2 separate regions of the Mus musculus genome follow, and region 1 is linked to region 2. A link is a loop called in an ENCODE intact Hi-C map of the cell type or tissue named here. Cell type or tissue: heart. All regions are shown on one strand. Links, peaks and the distances in the headings refer to the core of each region. The heading gives the core; the rest is flanking DNA.

Region 1 (2,919 bases), core at 125-2,624, 53 kb after region 2:
CCAGCACCCACAGGGTGGCTCACAAACCATCTGTAATGGGATCTGATGCCCTCTTCTGGTGTGTGTGTGAAGACAGAGCACTTATATACATAAAATAAACAACTAAAAAAAAAGGAACGTTGAAGTCAGTATTTTTGTTAATATGATTTCATATATATATATATGACAGCAAGTAAGACCCTGGGAAACCCAGACTGGTAGGCTTTGGACAGCTCGCTCATCTCTGAGGCTTAGTCTCCCCAGTTGTAATACTCCTGCCCAAGGTTATTTGTGGTAAGGGTCATGTGAGCTCAGGGTCTTGTGTGAAAACTGCAGACGCCTCACACAGGTGTGGATGCTCTTCCTATCCCGGCCAGGATTCGCTGTCCCAGGAGACATGAAGCCTGGCACACAGACAGATGTACAATACTAAGTGAGAAGTTTGAAGCCCAGCTGTATGAATCACCTAAAACGTTCACAGGAGGGCTTTTGGGGTCCACATGCATTCAGTTTGTCTCTGTCACTTTCTTTCTCAAGATCAATAAAAAGGAAGCTGATTTTATTTCAAGAAACAAATTACTTTTGCTTCCCTTTTTCCTCTTGTGCTCAAGCCTAAATGGCTCCTTCTTTCCCAATGCAGCATGCTCTCTTCCACCCTTAGCAGTGTCAATCCAGCTCGTCAGACAGCTCCAGGAGGTGCTTGATTGATGGGTCACAGTCCAAGCCCATCCCTCTTCCCATCCATCAATTGTTACAGTCCTTTTATGTCTGGGTTGGTGCTAGGACCTGGTGACAAAGAAAAATATGGTTTTTATCCTCTAGGAGTTTGTATACCAGGAATGAGACAGATGCAGAAGCAGGAAACAGGAAACCAGGCCATGGCTGTGCACTGTGAAAGGAACAGATGTGTTTGTTCAACAAATATTTAATGATCGCTTGTTCTGTGCATGCCTCCAGTTAGTGTGAAATACAAAGGAGGTTAGAATGCTGTTCCTATTTTTACGGTGTGATTAGTAAAGGCCACAGACAAGTCAACAGTCGCAAGCAGAGTCTCCAGGGTCACATGGGAGCAGGTAAACCACAAATCTGCATAAAACAAAGAAAAGGGGGGGATGGATTCTAGGTGGAGAGACCAACAAATAACCAGGCTGCTTGTCCTGAGAAAGCGTGTCACTTTAGAGAAAGCAGTGGAAAATGCCTGGTCCACACAGTGCAGGGAGAGAGACAGCATGCATTTTAGAATTCTGCATTGCAGAAGTGTGTCAAATGCCCCCTAGAGGCTGCCTGTGGGAACAATGACACATGTAAACTAAATCTTGTTTAATTTATTTATTTTATTATATGTGTGTATGTGTACCTGGGTGTATGTATATTCACCATGTGTGTGCATGAGCCCACAGACATCAGAAGAAGGCATTGGAATGGAAGTACACCAGATCTGAGTACTGTAAGATGCTTTTAACTGCTGAGCCATCTCTCCAGCTCCACCTCAAAAGAAGTGTGTGCGTGTGTGTGCGTGTGTGTGTATGTGTGTGTGTGTGTGTGTGTGTATGTGCATGTGAGGGTCGTTGCTGTTGTTTACACCAGGTCAGCTGGCTGTGAGTTTCCAGAGATTCTCCAATCTCTCTCTCCCATCTCACTGCATCACTGAGGATTCAGATACAAATTGCTGTGTCTGGCTTTACTTGAACTTCTGGGGGGAGGCGGTGTTAAATTCAGGTCCTTGCCCTTACACAGTGAACACTTTACTCACTGAACCATCTCACCAAGCCACTAAATTATTTTAATAAGTTTAATAATTTAAGTAATAAAATAAATTTAATAATCAATTGGAAACTAGTGGGAGCCTAGTCATATTGGAGAGTAAAACGTATAAAGGAGCGTGTAAAGGAATTGGATGTATAAAGGAACGCTGCCATTTGAATTATCTCTCTCCAAGACCCTTGAGCTTGACCCTTAAAGAACCTCAGAATGTCAGCACTCAGAAGACAGAGCCAGCAAAGAAGCCATGAGACTCAAGTGAGGCCTTCAGGCCAGGCCTTAGTTAAATATGGCCGCTGTCCTGGTAGGAGGATGAGACGAGGAAGCAGCTGTGTAGAGAAAGATTCTGGAGAAGACCCCACGCTGCTGTGAGGGACCTCAGGAGAGAGAGAAAGAGAGAGAGAGAGAGAGCTGCCAGTGCATCATCCCCAGACTTAGAGCCTTCAGAATCGAGAAGGGATAAAGCCCTGTGGTTGGGGCTGCCCAGCCTGGGCTACTTTGTTCAGACCACCATAGCAAAGTCATCCAAGAGGGAGAATCGGGAGATGGCTGGATGTAGGGATATGCGGAACAAGAGAAGAGGGGGGCAAGGGTGACGCTTTTTGATATCACCCAAATATGGTGTGTGAAGACACATGAAGCATGTGACCTAAAGGGAAAGCTTGCTTCTGCCCACTCAAGGCTGGGTGGAAACTCTGGAATTCCCCATCTCTTTTAAGAGTGGGCTGCCCTCTACCCTACCACGAAGCCCCACAGAGGTCAGAAAGAATGAGAAGATAATATCTTTTCCTTCTGTACATTTAAATTCCAATGAGACTGCTTGGAAATCTCCTAGTCCTCTGATAAGCACTATGAGCCTCTCTCTGAACTGTCCTTAAAGCAAGCAGAGCATGATGGGTTTTAATAAAGTTAAGTGAGTGACTAATCACTCCTGTGAGTCTCCCTGTGCGCACCTTTCTCCTTTTGGAAGTTAATCAATTTTTTTTTAATCTTTTCTTTGTAATCTCTCTTTGCAGACTTATTTCCTTGACCTTTCAGAGGGCAGAGGGCACATTCCCCTTGACCTCTACAACAAACAGCCGGCAAGGTTGCTGTGTTCTGAATGCTGTAACAAGGAAGATGGGTCAGGCGGCAGATGCAGATGAAGTTGTGGAGTCTCTAGGGGAGAGCCCAGTGGAG
Region 2 (2,919 bases), core at 231-2,730:
CCTCTGTCCTCCCCACTTTGGGCTCCCTTCCCCCACACCCAATAGTGTTTTCTTCTACTTTCATGCTTTCTGTCTCCCCTTCCTTTTCTCTAATGCCCCCCTTTAAACTTTCATTATCTACACACACACACACACACACACACACACACACACACACACACCCCGAGTGCAGAGGTAGATTGATCTAACTATAAAGCATAAATGTGCAGGAAAATGGTATTTCTCTCTGAGTATGACTTATTTCGCTCAGTATAATGATGTCAGTTGCATCTATTTCCCCAAGTGTCAGGGGTCCATTTTTCTTCACAGTTGAATGCTGTTCGATTGCTCATAGGGCCACACTTTTTTTTTTTTTTGTGGCTTTTGATCTCAGTTCCCTTAGCCACAACACAAGAGTCTGAACTCTAGGAAACTTTAGGGCAGTGGCTCTCAACCTTCCCAGTGCTGCAACCCTTTAATACAGTTCCTCATGTTGTGGTGACCCCCAACCATAAAGTTATTTTTGTTGCTACTTCATAGCTGTAATTTTGTGACTGTTATAGATTGTAATGTAAATGTCTGATATTTGACCCCAAGGGGCTCTCGACCCACACACAGGTTTAGAAACACTGCTTTAAGGCCTTTGAAATCCTTTTCAACTCGAAACTATTTGATTAAGATTAAGTCTATTATCAACTGAAAAGGCATTCATTCCTCAGGCTGCCATAGTGGTTTCTAATGCGATCTTTCTTCTTGAGTTCACCCCTCAGAGTCTACAGTCACATGGCTCCCTGGAGTGTTTTGCAGAGTGACATCTTAGCCCTTAGGATACTACTTCAAAAAAAAAAAAATCATTGATCTAGAACTACAGAATCTATCTCCCTAGGAATTCACAGTGCTATTTAAAACTCTTAGTACTTTTTTTTTGGGGGGGGGGGGAGTACGTGTGTAACTTTTTTTACTTCATGGTTTTACAAGTGATACATCTGGGACCAACTGTGTTAATAATTTCCCTACAGTCTGAATGGTAAATAGATGTCACGATGGTCCTGCTGTGAACGTACAATGATGCCATGTTTACTTATCCCCCTTCTTGGTGTCACTTACTGACCGAAAAGTGATCGTTAGGGTGAGATATTAGTATTAATTCCCACCCCAGTGTTGTCAACAGCTATAAAAGATTCCTTCCAGTTGACCAGAAGAGGGAAGCAGAGGACCTAAGATGGCACATGAAATCCCTAAAGTGAGTTTGGAATAAACACAGAAACACTGAGTCTGGAGGCTTCTCTTGGATTGTCCTTTGACAGAGCGATCCATACACAGTTCAAATGTCATCTCGGGAACAAGCCCCTCGCTGTTGTCAAAAGCAGGCACTTCAGACCGTTCATTATGCATTTGCCAGCTTCCGGAGGAAGTGGGAGCAGCAGGGGATTATCATAAAGGAGCTGACTGAGGCATCCAGGGAACCAAAAGCAGGTTAGAAAGGGAACAGGCCCGAGCCTATAGTAGCAGCTCCTTGAGCTGAGGCCTCAGCTCCCAGGGCTGGGGATTACAGATGTGCGCGCGCGCGCGCGCGCGCACACACACACACACACACACACACACACACACACACACACACAGCCAGCCTAAGTTGGTCTTCAGCAGGGATATTTTCCTCTTTGAGCTTGCTTTCATCTCCCATTCAGAGACTAGCAAGCAGGTAACGAATGCTAGGCACTGCACCTGGGTGCAGTTTCTATCTCTTCCTGTTCCCTAAACTAAAAAAACAAAAAAACAAACAAACAAACAAACAAAAAAACAAAAAACAAAAAAACCCTCTTATAAAGACTCATGCTGTGCGTATGTGTACACGTGTGTGTTTGAGTGTGTGTTCATGAGTTGTGTGTGTGTGCATGTGTGTGTGTGCTTTTGTGTGTGTGTTTGAAGGCCAGAAGAAAATGTTGACTAGTTACAGATAATTTTGCAAAGAGAAAGGGGTATAGGGAGGAGTAAGTGGGAAGGAGTGGAGAGAGAGAGAGAGAAGAAAGAGAGAGGGCTTTTAACCACTGAGCCACTCTCCAAGCTCCCATCCTCTCCCTTTCATTTATAAACAATCTCTTTCTCTTTCTCTGTCTCTCTCTGTCTCTGTCTCTCTGTCTCTGTCTCTCTTTCTCTTTCTCTCTCTCTCTCTCTCTCTCTCTCTCTCTCTCTCTCTCTCTCTCACACACACACACACACACACAAATAACCATACTAAACCCAAATCATACTAAATCAGGCCATGGCCCTGAACGTGCCTAGAGGAGCTTCAGCTGTTAGAATGTCGCTTTCCTCTGCTGACCACCCTAGGAATTTGCCGGTTATGCTCACAACAGCTGGCTACATTTTCTACCCTCAAGCAGAGTTCAGGCTCCAGGGTTGGGTTTCTATAGGAGGAGCTTTTCTTCTCATCAGACTATTTCGCAGATTCAAGTTTTCCTATAACCTTTCTTGGGCCAAGAATGCATGGTCCTTGTTCCCAGCTGACTGGAACACCTGTCAAGGTCCTAATTCTTTGCAATGACCTTAGTCATTGCCTCCTATACAATGTAGATTTCAAACCATGTGTATCTTACCTCCCCAAAGACAGAAAATGCTGAGTTTGAGCCATAGAGCCAGCAGGTCTGATACTCCTACCCCAAGTCCTTGCTTGCCACCCTCGTAGCTCCCGTTTCTTCCTTCGGAGGCCAGCTATTCTATTCGTTGTTCATATTGTATATCACCTATCATTTCTCCATCTTGACTGAGGCCAGAGGTGCCAAGTTGACAGAGGAACTCAAACAAAAAGAAATTGCATTGTTTTGGTTGGGTTTTTGCAAGGCTCGGGATCAGACCCAGAGAATCTTGTAGATGCCAGGCAAACACCACCACTGAACTACACCCCCAGCCCAAAATTTTAAATATGTTCAAACGATTATT

The links. Peaks named below come from ENCODE experiments on the same cell type or tissue, not always from the same donor. Only the 100,000 strongest peaks of a DNase experiment are listed, where the experiment ranks them.
Region 1: a loop joins it to region 2, with 12 times the contacts of the local background. A loop is called at or near these places in 1 of 42 quality-filtered maps.

Annotation. Positions count from the first base shown.
Region 1 is chr3:100,820,278-100,823,196 of GRCm38, forward strand. It overlaps Gm32720 (a long non-coding RNA gene), which reads right to left. Exons shown (of 3, transcript XR_375902.2): 3 at 120-765. Among named protein-coding and RNA genes, the nearest start is that of Vtcn1, 3.7 kb to the right of the region's middle. In heart, for the core only: a CTCF peak has its summit at 1,261 (motif pointing left); no DNase peak of the experiment used is centred there.
Region 2 is chr3:100,767,047-100,769,965 of GRCm38, forward strand. No RefSeq gene overlaps it. Among named protein-coding and RNA genes, the nearest start is that of Gm40107, 49 kb to the right of the region's middle. In heart, for the core only: a CTCF peak has its summit at 1,181 (motif pointing right); no DNase peak of the experiment used is centred there; H3K4me3 peaks cover 379 bases; H3K27ac peaks cover 523 bases.